2 separate regions of the Homo sapiens genome follow, and region 2 is linked to region 1. A link is a loop called in an ENCODE intact Hi-C map of the cell type or tissue named here. Cell type or tissue: Caco-2. All regions are shown on one strand.

Region 1 (8,000 bases):
GCTAAAAGGTATTGGAATCTGCATATTGGACTTTTCTACTTAATCAGTATAGATGGTGGGATGGGTAAGTTTATGTGTTAACTTGACTAGCCTAAGGGATGTCCAGATAGATGGTAAAAAATATTTTTAGATGTGTCCATGAGAGTGTTTTTAGAAAAGATTAACATTTAACTGATAGACTGAGTAGAGAAGATCACACTCACCAATGTGTTTGAGCATCATCCAATCTGTTGAGGACCTGAAAAAGCATAAAACAGCAGAGGAAGGGCAAATTCTCTTTCTCTCTCTGTTTTGAGCTAGGACATCCAACTTTTTCTGCCCTCAGACATCAGAATTCTTCGTTCTCAGACTTTTAGACTCTGAGATTGACACCACTGTGCTTTCCAAGCCCCCAGGACTAGCATTTGGCCCTGGGCTCAGATACCACTGCCCTCTCCAACCCCCAGGACTGGCCTTTGGCCCTAGGCTGAGAATTACACTGTTGGCTCCTCTGGTTCTTAGGCCTTAGGACTCAGACTGAATTACACAATCGCTTTCCCGGTTATCCTACTTGTAGATAGCATATTGTGGGACTTCTCCTCCTTCACAATCACATGAGCCAGTTCTAATAATAAATCTTATCTGATATATCTGTCCATATATTATTGGTTCTGTTTCTCTGGAGAACCCAGGCTAATACAGATGGCAATATGTAATTATGTGATAAATAACATTTTGACATCAGCTTGGATTCTTAAAATATTTTATTTTCCACTTAATAAAATTCAGTTACCTTTTTGGCTTGCTTTCATTTTGCTTAATAATTGCTATTTCATATGTTATTGTTATTCTTAAATTAAAATTATTATTTTTAGTCTTGGTCATTTCTCACTCAAGTTTCAATTGCAGAAGTTATGCCTGTGGCCACCTTTCTCAAATTAATACAGTAATTGTCACTGAGATATTTTCCTTCCTTCTTAGGGATCTATATTTGATTGGTCTACATATTCTAGATCTTACATACTTTAGCTTTAGTGCCAAAATATATTTTATTTTCATTTTGGTAATGTTCATTACTGTCTCATTTTCATGACAATTCACATGAGATTGTCAAATTTAAACTGGCATTCTGTGTCATAACAAAGTTCAGATTTTAAACAAAATTCATTTTGATTATATAGTCTCTTCCCAACTTGACTTTTAGCATAACAGAATCAAGAATAACATTTAGATGTCAGTACGTTTAAATAATATTATAAACGATCTTAAGTTCTTTAATTGACAGAATAAAGCGAATAACAAAATTATACCTATAATGAGATATTGTTTTTTAAAAAACTTGGAGTTGAAAATATTATCTATTTAGTTATTTTATAAAATTCCTTAAAATTCCTAATAATTACTATTAGGTGATCTACATGTATTATGTTGTCAGTGAGCTGAGGACAATGACTTCCATTCTATACAAGGCCTATCCTAAACTAATCTAATGCTTAGTACTATAAGACACCTGAAATTTAATATTCATTAAAATTTCAATATATTTAAAACTATTTAACATATTTTTTCTATTTTTTGTATTCTTAACACACTTTGTGCCATAGGTAATAAATATACTTCATACTTGTGAATATATAACAAAATGCTACTTGATTCATTATTTATGGATTCATTGATCATAAGTTATAGTGTCACTTTAAAAAATATGTATATATACACACACACTGTGGGTTTTTTTGTTTTGATGATCAGAGCTCACTGCAGCCTCAAACTCCCGGGCTCAAAGGATCCTCCCATTTCAGCATCCCAAGTAGCTAGGACTATAGGCACATGCCACCACATGCCTGGCTAACGGTTTTATTTTTTGTAGAAACAGGATCTCACTATGTTGTCTAGGCTGGTCTTGAACTCCTGACTTCAAGTGGTCTTTCTGCTATGTTGAGGTCATGTTAAATGCTTCTGTTGTTATATACTATTTATTATTTCTGATTATGGTTTGTGTTTATCATATTAATTGATCTCTTTATCAGTGGAGCTATAGCTTCAATAAATTTAATAATTTTATATCAATGCATAATTCCAGTGTGCCTATGTATTACCCAAGATTTTGTCTTGCCTTAAACTTTTTTTGAAACTTTTACTTTTGATATAATTTTACACTTGCAATTTGGAGGAATATACAAAGAACTTTATATTCTTCCTCATATTTATCTACTGTTGCCATTTTTCTTATTTATTACTTCCTCACTCAGATTCTTTTACTCCATATACATACATAGTTTAATTTCTTGTTTTTGCTAAATAATTTGTGAGTAATTTGACATTGTAACACTTTATTTAAGTACTTCCATTACTAACTAATCATCAACTTATATTCAAATATTGTTCATTGTTTTAATAATATTCTCCATAGCTTTTAAAATTTCTGGTCCATGATTTAAACCAGAAATATATATTACAGTTACTCATCAAGAGTTTTAACATGGGAGGTCATGGTGGCTCACGACTGTTTTCCCAGCACTTTGGGAAGCCAAGGTGGGTGGATCACCTGAGGTCAAGGATTTGAGACATGCCTGGCCAACATGGAAAAACCCTGTCTCTACTAAAAATACCAAAAAAAAAAAAAAATTAGCCAGGTGGGCTGACATGTGCCTGTAATCCCAGCTACTTGGGAGACTGAGGCACAAGAATGCTTGAGCCCTGGAGGCCGAGGTTGCCGTGAGCCGAGATCGCCCACTGCACTCCAACCTGGGCAAAAGAGTGAGGCTCCGTCTCAAAAAAAAAAAAAAAAAAAAGCGTCTTAATGTTTTCTTTATTTAGAAATGGTTTCTCAGCCCCTATTTGACATTCATGATCTTTATAGTTTTGAGGAGCTCACGCAAGGTAGTGTTTTAATGTTGCAATATTTATTATTATATGTTTTTGTATTAATAATGTTTCTTTCAGATTTTAAATATTTTATAAGCCTTTAGAAAGCACCTAGACATCAGATATTATGCCAGTAATGTTAAATGTATTTAAAACAAAAATCCTAGGGAAAATACCAAGCTTATTTATTCATTAGGTAAACAAATCCTTAACACATGACTATATCACTTTAATTTTCATAAAAAGTTTTATTCTCCTGTTTTAAGTATAATTGTCTTAAGTGTTTCTTCTACCTACATTGAGCACTACATCAGATGATGTAATAATTTTTGCTTCAACCATCAAATGTGATATAAAAAAAACTCATGAGATGAAGGATATTTTGTTGTTCTTTCATTTTTTAACCCATCTTATTCTTTTCTTTTCTGAAGTTCCAAGCCTTCTTCTATCATTTCCTCTCTGTTAAGAGAAATCTTTCACCTATTCTTCAAGACAAGCTACGTTAAAGTAAGTTAACGCAGGAACAGAAAACCAAATATGGCAAGTTTTCACTTGTATGTGAGAGCTAAATAATGAGAACACAAGGACCCATAGAGGGGAACAACACACACTGGGGCCTATCAAAGGATGGAGGGTAGGGGGAGGGAAAGGGAGAAGGGAGCGGATCAGGAAAAATAACTAATGGGTACCAGGCTTACCATGAATGATGAAATAATCTGTACAACAAACCCCCATGAGACAAGTTTACCTATGCAACAAACTTGCACATGTACCCCTGAACTTAAAAGCTTTAAAAAAAGTTCCAATGAAGACCAGATCTGAAGAATCCCTGAGAAGGCAAAGCCAATTAGGTCACGCAAGTGACTTTAACCTTGCTTGATTTGCAAGTTATTTCTTGTAAATACCTATATTAAAGAAAAACAGAACTTAAGCTTAAACAATCTGAAGCAGCCAACAAACATAATTAGACAACAAGGGATTTTCCAACAGCATAGGCCAAATAAGACAACTGTATAACCGTAACTAATCAAATAGTTTCTTTTCTTGACTTGTATGTTCATCCTATAAAAGCCTTCCCTTTGCATTTCCTCAGTGGAGCTCCCAAACTTTTGGTTTGGAGGTTTCCAGTTCATGAGTTATTGTTTACTCACATAAACTTTAAAACATTACTATGCCTCAGTTTCCCTTTTAACAGTTTGCTAGCAACAAACTGTTTTCCTTTAAGCCTATCTGTTTCCCTTTAGTTATTGATAGATTTCACCTGATACAGAGTTTATGGTTGGCTTGTCTTTTCTTTCAGTAATTGAAAATGTTATACCACTTCAATCTGGCTCAGCTTCCAGTTAGGCCTGGCAGACACTAGGGACAGGGAAAGGAGAAGCTGACAGTGCCAATCAGTTCCGCCTTCTACGTTGTTCCCTCCTGGATGCCGTATAGGTGTGGAGACTCTGTTTCCTTCTGATTCTAATGATAGGAACGGGTGCTGGGAGTGAAGTAGAGTGGTAACTAACCCTGCTTTGCCTCCCTCATTAAGTCTCATGGCTGTTGAGTGGCGGTGGGGCTTCAGCTGGCTCCTGGACTCGGTTCACACCATCTTGGGGGAAGAATTAGAGCGCCACCTGCTGCCCCTTTTGTCTGTAGGATGGAAAATTGGCTCACTGCAAAGTCCAGCCAGCACCAGACATTGGTGTGATTGGAACGCTGCCTCCTGTTTTCACAGTCCAGGAGCAGGTTTGAAGACGAATTCCTTGCTAGGCCTTGCTGAAACCACTGAGGGCATCAGGGGAGGGGCAGATGCAGGGGTGGGGTGCCATTTTACTGTTGGTGTTTGGTTGGAGTATGGTGAGTTTACTGCCCAAAACGTTTACTATTGTGAAGCCACATTTTTCCTGGTCCTTAAAATAGGGCAAACTAAAGATTTCATGCCCATTGATGGTTCAGGACAACCAAGCTTCTCCAGAGACCTGTCTGGGACAAGGAAGCATTTGAATACAGTCTGTGTTGTATGAGTGGCAGTGGGGTAGGGAAAAGGTCAGACAGGAGAAGAGCAGTTTGGTTTTCACCACAAAAAGCTTGTTGTCCACAGAGCAGTGGTGATGTTATGGTGTGGAAGTGTGGATGGGTAAACTACAAATTCAATACAAATGAGAAGGCAGAATGGAGATAAACATATTTGTCTCTTTCTCTGAGAGTTTTATGAGGTAAACACTGTATTATGTTTTTTTTTCAAAATCATTTCCTTTCATTATGTATAAATGTTCGCCTAAATATGAGACCATTAGAACACATTTGGCATCTTAGAAGGAATGGGAAAGATAGATAATATAAAATGAGCTACTAGGCAATACATTTAAGTGGTTTGTTTTTTACAAAACTGTCCCAAAAAGGAGACAAGGTGTCTGACAGCTAGTCTTTTAAGTGTCTTTCTCTACAAAACATATCTGAACATCCAAATATGGAAGAGAGGAAATTGGGTACCTCAAAATGACTCTTTTAAGAGCTTTTCTCTGGCTCCCAAAGAGATTTGTTTGTTTTCAGAAGATTTATTCTGTTATTATCACATCTGAAATGTGCTAGAAAGAAAGACTTTTGTTAGCTCAGAACAATAGTAAATCAGCTATCCTAAGTGCATTTCTGTCTTAAAGGTTTATTTTGTTTTGTTATAATTGAGATGAGTCAAGGAGACAATGGTATGGAAACACTTTTGATTCTGCATTGGGACAAAGGTCAGTAACTCAAGGCCCCAGTGTCCTTGGAGTAAAAACATTTTATAAATATCTATTGGTGGGAAATGCTGCTCTAGTGAGGATTACAGCACACCTCTAAGAGCCTGGTGGCTACCAAAATGTTAGAAAGAGCAAGTGTCTTAGGAAATACATTTTGTATTCTATTTTTTGAGTACACTGGACAAGCTAAATATAGAGTAGAAATTGCTGTTTAGCTGAGATAATCTGCTTAATGCATTCTGAGAGAGTTCGAATTTTTTTTTTTTTTTAACAGAATGACTGCCAACTTTTATTCTGCATTAGATGGAGTTTTTGTCAGGCACTCATCCACCTCACACAGTTATAAAGTATCAGGCTCTCAGGTTAATTTTTACCATTCCAAATATTTGTACAGAAAATCGTTATTGTAGATGAGCAGATTTCGACTCCCAACAGTATGACTTATGATTACATTGTGTTTGGTAAAATGCGTAACCTTACTTAGGCCCAGTTTTAAAAAATCTCATTTATAATTGTTACATCATTATTATGTATATTTATGAGGCACAATGTAATGTTTTACACATATGTAAATTGTGTAATTATCAAATCAAGGTAAGTAGTATATCCATCGCCTTAAATATTTATCATTTCTTTGTTGTGAGGACACTCAAAAACCTCTCTTCAGGCTATTTTGAAACATACGTTTTTATTAACTCTAGTCATCCTACCATGCAATACTAGAAATTATTCCCCCAACTAGCTCTTTAGCTGTTGACCATGTCCCTCTCCTCTCCCCATCTTCTTGTAACCACCATTCTACTCTACTTCTACAAGAACAACATTTTAGATTTGACATATAAGTGAGATCATGTAGAATTTATCTTTCAGTGGCCTATTTCAGTCAGCATAATGTTCTCCAGGTCCCTCTATATTGCTGAAAATCGCAGAATTTTTATTCTCTTTTATGGCAGAATAGTATTCCATTGTCTATATATACTACATTTTCTTTATCCATTCGTCCATTGATGAACATCTAATTTAACCATACATTGGCTACTGTGAATAGTGCTGCAATAAACAGGAGCGCAGACATCTCTTCAACATACTGATTTCATTTCCTTTGGATATACTCAGTAGTAGGATTGCTGGATCATATGATAGTTCTATCTTTAATGTTTTGAAGAATTTCCACACTGTTTTCCACAATGGCTGTACTAATTTACATTCCCAACAGTAGTATATAAGGACTGACTTTTCTCCACATTCTCACCATCATTTGTTATCTTTTAATTTTTTTATTGTAGCCATTCAGACTTGATGAAAGTGATATCTCATTGTAGTTTGATTTGCATTTTACAGTATTTTTGTCTACATTTTCTTTTGTTGCCCGTGCTTTTGAAGTTTTATCCAAAAAATCCTCACCTAGACTGATGTCATGGAGCTTTTGCCATATGCTTTCTTCCAGTGGTTATGTTGTTTGGGGTATTTACATCCTTAATCAACTTTGAGTTAATTTTGGTATATAGTGAGACATGAGAATCTAGTTTCATTCTTCTGCATGTGGATATCAAGTTTTCCAGCACCATATATTGAAGAGGATATCTTTTATCCATTATGTGTACTGGTACCTTTGTCAAAAATAAGTTGGCAGTAGATGTGTGGGTTTATTTCTGGGATTTCTATTCTATTTCATTGGTATATGTGTCTGTTTTAATGATAGTTCCATGCCTTTTTTCTTAATATGATTGTATTATGTTTTGACGTCAGGTAGTATAATCCCTCAAGTTTTATTGGTTTTGCTCAAGATTCCTTTGCATATATAGGGTCTTTTGTGATTCCATATAAATTTTAGTTTTTTTTTATATTTATGTGAAGAATGTCATTGATATTTTGATAGACATTGTATTGAATCTGTAAATTACTTTGGGTAGCATGAATATCTTAAATTTATTCTTAAAAATCTATAAACATATCTTTTCATTTTTGTGTCTTTTTTAATTTTTTCATTAATATTTTATAGTTTTCACTGTAAAAGTCTTTCACCTCTTTGTTATATTTATTCCTAGATATTTCATTTTTTGTAGCTCTTGTAAAAGGGACTGCTTTCTTGATTTTTTTCAGATAATTTGCTCTTGGCATTTAGAAATACTAGTGATTTTTGTTTCTCAATTTTTTATCCTTCAACTTTACTGAATGGGTTTCTTAGTTCTAATAAATTTTTGGTGGAGTCTTTGGGGTTTTCTGTATATAATATTAGGTCATCTGCAAACAGCAGTAACTTGACTTCCTCCTTTCTAATTTGGATGCCCTTTGTTCCTTTCTCTTGCCTGATTTTTCTGGCTAGGTTAGTCTTGTTTTAAAAAATCCACATAATAAAGGTAATATTGCCTATTCAACAGGGTACGTTTAATATAATGTTTACCTTTGAGATAAAATATAGTGTGT
Region 2 (8,000 bases), 270 kb before region 1:
TTCCTAGGCAGTGAGTGAGGGTTTCTGAAGAGACCCCAACTTAGGGTACAATTTAGGGTCTGATAGTTGTTTTTTTTTAATCTTTGTTCCATGGCTTTAAAGTTAAAGACTCCAAAAATATTTTATTCCTTTTGAACTTAAACAAACATGAAATTATGATTAACAAAACAGAAAAAAGTACTATAATAAGGATAAAGGTAAGGCGGTAAGTTAGAACAGGAAATGGAACTACTAAATCGAGCAAATGTAATTAAAAAATAATACAGGAGATAGACAATTGTGCTAAGTTAAATAGTGGGTTTTATTTGATAAACAGAAAAGTGAAATAAACATGACAGATTGAAAGAATATTGTAAATCAATGTTTTGAGTGATGGATCGTCATATGTGTCTATTTTTTGGAACATGGAGTCATCCAGAATAATTAGAGGGTCATGAGTTTAGAGGAAAGTATTGAGATAGGAGTCTGAAGTAGCAGAATGGACTTAGTAGACTATACACGAGCTTGCATTGAAAGGCACTAAGACACAATACATTAAAGCCACTAGAGGGAGGCCTAGGCGGGCGGATAACGAGGTCAAGAGCTCCAGACCATCCTGGCTAACACGGTGAAACCCCGTCTCTACTAAAAATACAAAAAATTAGCCGGGCGTGGTGGCGGGCGTCTGTAGTCCCAGCTACTCGGGAGGCTGAGGCAGGAGAATGGCGTGAACCCGGGAGGCGGAGCTTGCAGTGAGCGAAATCGCTCCACTGCACTCCAGCCTGGATGACAGAGCGAGACTCCGTCTAAAAAAAAAAAAAAAGCCACTAGAGATGTATGTCGAATTATGCAAATATTATGAATATGAGGAAGAGAAAGGAGGATTTACTCATGTGAAAACATTAAGGAAGTAAATTCTGTCCAATACAAAGGCAAAGAGACCTCATAAAGGACTTGTGAAACTAAGGTATAAAAACTTATGTATTTTGTTAGAGTGAGACTTTGCCCCAAACTTCCTAGGCTCAAAGTCAGCTCCAATATATCCCAGCTGTCAAGATCTTAAGTAAGTTAGGTAACATCACTAGCCTGTGTTTTTTCATCTTTAAAATGGGTTAAAGATAATAATACTTCATAGATTATTGTGAGGTTTCAAAACAGAATCAACACAAATAAAACAGGAATATTTCTGATACATAGAATGTGATTCATAAATATTAATTAGTATTTTTATTTTGATTATCATTGTTGCTGCTGCTGTTGTCATAACCTCATTCTAAGGAAGAGGGCAACAATGTCCCTTCTCTGTATTAGTGATCCACATTCATTTAAACCTCTTTGTACACCTCTTCTATTATATTTATAACTTACTATAATACTTTTTGCAATTTTATCTCATCACTTCAAGTCACCTGCTATTAATGCAGAGCACACTGATACAATGAGAATAATACCTATTTACTCATAAAGTTATAAAGATGCTCATTTAAAAATATTTTTATCTAGTCAGTTTTCTTCAATCAGAGTTCACTGTTGCTTGACATCCTAAAACCTAAGGAAATTCTCTGGAGTTTCTTTCCATATTGAATATAAAGCTCTTATTTATTTAATTCAAACTCAGTTTATGCTCAAATATGCTTTAATAATAGACCTATGTAATTTTTCCCAAATTTAATTCTCCTTCATTTCTCTAGTATATTTAAATGAAACAAAACTTTTAGGGACTAGCTTAAATAAACAAACTTTCTCAAAGCTATTTATCATAAATGTGTTGAACAAATAAAAATCTTTGCTCTGGTTGAAATGCACTGTGGTAATCAGGATAACGTTAAACATGACTGTCACAATCACATTTAGATGACCTATCTTTGTTTTCTCTTCCCGTACTCCCTCTCTCTCAGATTATCCACATGAAAGCTTTCTTTGTATTCCAGTTAATCTTTTCCCCACCTGAATCGAAAATGCTACGTCTCCCATCACAACTGGCTTTTGAAAATAATAATAATAAAGTTACAAAGAAAGGATTAGGATAATAGGCTGAGAAAAAGAAACACACAGAAGAACCAGCAAGAATTAAAACTCCTGTTTATATTTGTGTGTTGGCAATAACAATCAGGAGACCAGCAAAAAAATAGATAGGAAACAGTTTAAGCAGAACACAGATAAATAAATAGAATGTTTTGAAAATTATATCCACATTGAATGCATTTGGAAATTTTCTATGGTGTGCCAACTTCTTTATAAAATATATATATATATATTTAGATTTTCCTCTTAGAATTTAATCACATTAAATTTATCCACCCTTCAGGGAATATTTTATACATTTAAAGTTTGCCATTGGAGTAATAAATAAAAGACATGTTAGATTCTCTACTCTATTTTTTAAAATGTATTCATTATGTCTTTTATTTATTGTTTATGACATGAAAACTACAAAAGTTGCATTCACGGAATTGTCTCACTTACATTAAAATTAATCAAATTCGGTAACAATTTTGTTCAGTTTTCATTGTGGGGGAAAATTTCCTGTATGTAAATGATGGTTTAATATAAATAAATGGGTAGAATATAATGGCATAAACATTATTTTTTGAAAGAGTTTTTGTTGAGTACGGAAGTGTTAAACTTATCCTGATTGGCTTTCAGTGGACATGGACAATTTTATTCAGAATCCAAACACTAAAACATTCCAAAATGGGTCAGAATTTTTACTGATATTGGAATCTCTCTATATATATCAGATGAGCAAATGAAAAATAGAATAGAATAAAATAGATGACTGTAGATCACAAACAAATGTAATATTAGGTGACAAAAATATCCTTTCCAGGGAAAGATACCATGTTTAACAAAACTTTTGAATTATAATATACATGTATGTGCTATTAGCCTTACTCCATTTGTACACACACATGTGCACACATACACATACATGCACACACACACATATCTGGCACAGATAGGAACTGGTTTAGAGGCAAGTAATTAGGAGTAAGAATAAATGTATGCTGCCTAACTATAGAAGATTTTACTGTGCTGTCCAATGGGATATATAATTGAGATAAGCATCCACTAAAAATTTTATAAGCTGTCTAAAAAAACTGCGTAATTTTGACTGGGGGGTCATTTCATGGGATGCATATGTATGTATATTTATCAAATTATATACTATAAATATTGGCATTTTATTAAGGTCTTTCTTAATAAAGCCCTTTTTTAAAAGAGTGAACAAAATAATGTCTAACAATGAACTTTATTCCAAGCTTGCCTAGTTATCAATCCAGTGGGAATAAATTCTGGTAAGCTCTTTCTCCATTTTATATAAAATGGCAGAAAGGGGGCAGATAAATTGGATTATAAACACATTTTAAGGAAATATTTCACTTGTTTTTAAGATGACTAATAATCTGCTAATTGGTTTTACTCTAAGGTGAGCAAATCATTTAATTAGTTAATTAATTCACACATTTATTTCACTTACAGATTCCTATCCTATGAGTGTTTATAAAGTAATAAATTGTTGTTTGTAGTTAGGTTGCCAAATCTTAGACTAGAAAAGTAAAAACTTAACCATGTTTAACCACATGGGACCCTAAGTATCAGGAATGGACAGGCTGAACCCCAACAGTAAGATGTTCAGAGAAGTAGTGAAAAATGAAAGAGTGGCCTAAACAGAAAATAATTTTAGAGTTTTATCTAAATCAGTCATGACTTCTGCTCCAGGTTAAGCTTACCTAATTTTACTCTAAAAGCCATATGATTAAGTGTGCCCAACAATAAAAGCAGAGTTTAGTCAAAAGGATTATTCCGCTATTCCATAACTGTATATCAAGTTAATGACAAATAAAATTCATTTGTTACATGCACTACTTTCCTTCCACCAGGCAAGGGAGACAGCATGGTGTAGAGGCTAAGAATGCAGTGACTGGAGCCAATTAGGCTGGGTTGGAAACCTGTATCATTGCTTACTAACTGGGTAAACTTGGGCAGGTCACTCAGCATCTCTGATAATAATATTGACTTAAGCCTAGGATTGTTACAAGAATAAATTGGTTAATATGTGTAAAGATCTTAGTACTAGACTCAGAATAAGTATCATATAAATATTACTGTTAATTATCACCATGAAAGCACAAGGCTTACTGAGATTATATGATTAACTTACTCTGCAGTGGAGAGGAGGAGGGTAAACAGAAGGAGATTTGACCAACAGCTGCTGCCAAGCTTTATGACTCGGAGGAGATAAGGGTTGTAGATGTATTTATTATCTTCTGTGGAAAGAAAAATGATCTTCTGTGGCAAAATTCAATCAAATCTACATTATCTAATTGAAGCACATCCAAGGGACACATTTTGTTTTTAATAGAAACATTAATCTGAAAGCAGGCTTAATTTTTTAAATCAAAAGAGATTTGTAACAGGGATATGGCAAACAAAATTTATTTTCCTTATGGAATGTAAAAATAGTGTACTGTAAAATAATCTTATTTTGATTTGCACTATAGCAAAAGACAACAAATGCAATTTGCTAATTCCATTTTTCCTCTAACACTAAAATAGGTAATCATAAATTGTATAGTATTGAATTTGGCCAAGGTCGGTCAAAGCTCACATAGTCTTCTGATATTTTAATTTCCTAGGTGAAATGGTAAGTTTTCCTTTTTTAGAAAAATATATCTCCCATGACTCTCTATTTGGTAAAAGTTTATATATTTCTTATTATATATTTATCTTATAAATAATGAATAATACACCCATATCTCTAACATAGGGGGCTGATTTTAACTAAAACTTCTTTCAGAACTCAACTAAATTATTTTGGAACTAAAGACTGTTCAAATTTCAATTTATATTTGTTTGATTTATTCATTTTATTCAACTATTACTCACATCATACCCAAATTGGTATTTTCTGAAGTAGTCACATTTCCAACAAATGAAATCTACTTCATGGCAAACGATTTTTATCATAGGCTGAAATCATAAATACATTTGGTAAAGAAACAAATTACGAAGAAAACTTGCAATTTCACTATCAAACAAAAAAAAATCTAACATATAGGCTCCTGTCAATATTTTTCTTTCATATCACACTGAAGTTTATTGTTTTGTTTAAAGCAGACATGCTAATTAAAAAATATTTTCTAACATAACAGTTTTACATTTTCAGAGAAGAATTACTTTATGACCAAAATTGTAGAGGTATGATTAACCTTAAAACATTTTAATACATATAAATGAATATTTTACACTTTGTATAAACCAATTTGAAAGTAGCATTGAAAAGCTTTTTGTTGTAATTTTTAGTTGAGGTATAATTTATATAATGTAAAATGCACAGAACTTAAGTGTTCACATTCACGAGGTTTGACAACTGTATTCCTCCAAATAGCTACCAACCAACACAAAATATAGAATATTTCCATCACCCAAAATGTTTCATCATTCCTCTTACCAGTCAATCTGAAGTACCACTCTCAGTGGTAGCTCCTTTATCTCAATATAATGTTTTTAAGATTTGTTCATTTTTTTGCCTGTATCAATAACTCATTTGTATTTCTGGATAGTATTCCATTGCAGGATATGTAACAATTTGATCTTTATTAATCTGTTGATGAACATTTGAGTTGCTCACAGTGTGCAGCTATTATGAATTAGGGTGCTAGAAATTTTCCTGTATAAGACTGTGGAAACCCATTTTGTTATTTTCATTTTTAAAATGCCTAGATTATGTTGTAACTGTAAATTAATATTAAGAATGAGTTAAACAATTATTAAAGTGCTACTATTTAACAATTCTACCAGCAGTGTGTGGGAGATGCAGTTTCACATTCTTGCCAGCACATTTTATTGTCAATTTGAAACATATATCAATATAATTAATTTTAGTATAAAAATAAATAATCTAAAATACTTAAAAATCAACCAAAATTTTGTAGAGTTAATTCTCATTATATGTAGCTTTAAAATATATTTTCAAGTAATATTATTATTAACCCTTATATATTAGTATTTTAATAATATCTTAGTATTAGCTAAACATTATTCTTTCTTCTCCTCAAAAGCTTTATTCATTAGAGGATATGATGCTCATCTTGAATTAAATTTTGGCAATTTTCACCATGTCTTTTTCTATCAAAAATATTTTACATTTGGTTATTTATTACATCTATTAATAATGAATAGATAATTGAATAATAAATGCAATCATTAGCTTACATTAGATACAGGAGATTCATGATAGTGCTGCTTAAATATTTCTCAAGAAATTAAAATTAAACTGCATCTTAATTATATTATATAATAATATTATTTCAGAATATTACAAGTAAATTTTTAGAGATCAAGTCATACAGCTGGATATTTAGGATCCTAAACATACTTTCATTGTTAAAGATATTCTTCAATATTATTAGAGGGTCAATTTGATTAAATAATAATTAAGGCATATCGTGTGTAATATCTATTTGAGCTGATCTCAATTACTTCACCACTATTATACATGCAATAGGAGAAATAAACACCACATGTGTCTTTCTGTAAGTGGCAGGAAAGGGGAAAAATATGAAATAAGATGAACAGAGGCTTAAGAAGCCTATTATTATTTACAAACCAAGCTTTTGTGTCTAACATAGGATTATTAGTCAATTTAGAGCTGGCCAAAAACTTGAAATAGATATAAAAATGTCCTCTTTGTTATTTTAAAAGCAATGCACCCCTCCAAAATAATCTCTTTTCCATTTTAATATTCTTACGTTTTAAAGATTAAAGTAGTATTTGTCCTGCTCCCCACCATCAGATTGGCCTCTCCCATGGGTATACTATCTAATTCTACCTTTTTCTCCATCAAATTTGTACTCTACCTTTAGGATTCATCTCCTTAAGCCACATATCTTACGTTAATCCTTCCCCAAAGTAAGGTTCCATCTCTCTCCTCTAAATGTGTATAACATACCTTTCTATAATATATTTAATTCATTTTGCTGCCTTTTAGTATTTACCATCAATTTATTTATATTTACCTTGTTACCCCATATTTTTTGTTATTCTCTTTGTATGCCTTGTAGTAATTAGCTCAGGGCCTTACATGTGTGGGTAAAAACACACTCATTTTGTTAAGAAAATATAGACCAATTAAACCCACTTTTGCTCTGAAAAGACAAAACAGAAACATTCCTTGAGAGACATGTTAAAACCAGCTTTGGGCATGTCTATATGTAGAAAATAGAGAGCCAGAAGAAAAAGATTTAAAGGGCAGATGAAAGTGCAAATGATATTTAGACGATTGCCAGAATGAAACTTGAAAAACTGACAAGTTCTAATGGAGAATTTTGCTAAAACAAGAGTTCTGTAATAATCAGACGTACTCGAAATATAGAACAGGTAGTCTCACTGTACTAAAAACAATTGGAATTCAGGGGACACTTTTTAAAAATTAAAACCACTTAACAATGAGAACACATGGACACAGGAAGGGGAACATCACACTCTGGGGACTGTTGTGCGGTGGGGGGAGGGGGGAGGGATAACATTAGGAGTTACACCTAATGCTAAATGACAAGTTAATGGGTGCAGTACACCAACATGGCACATGTATACATATGTAACAAACCTGCACATTGTGCACATGTACCCTAAAACTTAAAGTATAATAATAATAAAATAAAATAAAAATAAAAAAATAAACACATTCAATAAAGCCAAGTGAAATCTTTGGCTCACAGTAAAAAAAAAAAAAAAAAATTAAAACCACTAAAGAAAACAATTATAAATTGAATTGACGTTTCTGAGTTAAAATTTTCAGGTTAGCATTATTGTGCTGCCTAGATTTCTTAATTCTCGTTAAGGAAGAAAATTGTTCTCAAACTACTCTCCAGATCTGAGGACATTTATTTATATGTAGGATTGTCATATAAATTTAGACCACATGAGGACCTCTAAATATGATTTAGCTATCTCAAGGAATCAGTAGATAATTATTCTATATCAGCCAATATCCATGTTCTAAACATATAAAGAGA

What was found. A loop is a pair of places that touch in the nucleus more often than their neighbours do. Peaks named below come from ENCODE experiments on the same cell type or tissue, not always from the same donor. Only the 100,000 strongest peaks of a DNase experiment are listed, where the experiment ranks them.
Region 2: it touches region 1 in a loop (5-fold over the local background); 11 of 110 quality-filtered maps call a loop at or near these places.

The regions. Positions count from the first base shown.
Region 1 is chr6:103,118,740-103,126,739 of GRCh38, forward strand. No RefSeq gene overlaps it. Among named protein-coding and RNA genes, the nearest start is that of GRIK2, 1.7 Mb to the left of the region's middle. In Caco-2, a CTCF peak has its summit at 4,441 (motif pointing left); a DNase peak (open chromatin) is centred at 4,452.
Region 2 is chr6:102,849,536-102,857,535 of GRCh38, forward strand. No RefSeq gene overlaps it. Among named protein-coding and RNA genes, the nearest start is that of GRIK2, 1.5 Mb to the left of the region's middle. In Caco-2, no CTCF peak of the experiment used is centred here; DNase peaks (open chromatin) are centred at 566, 3,916 and 4,186.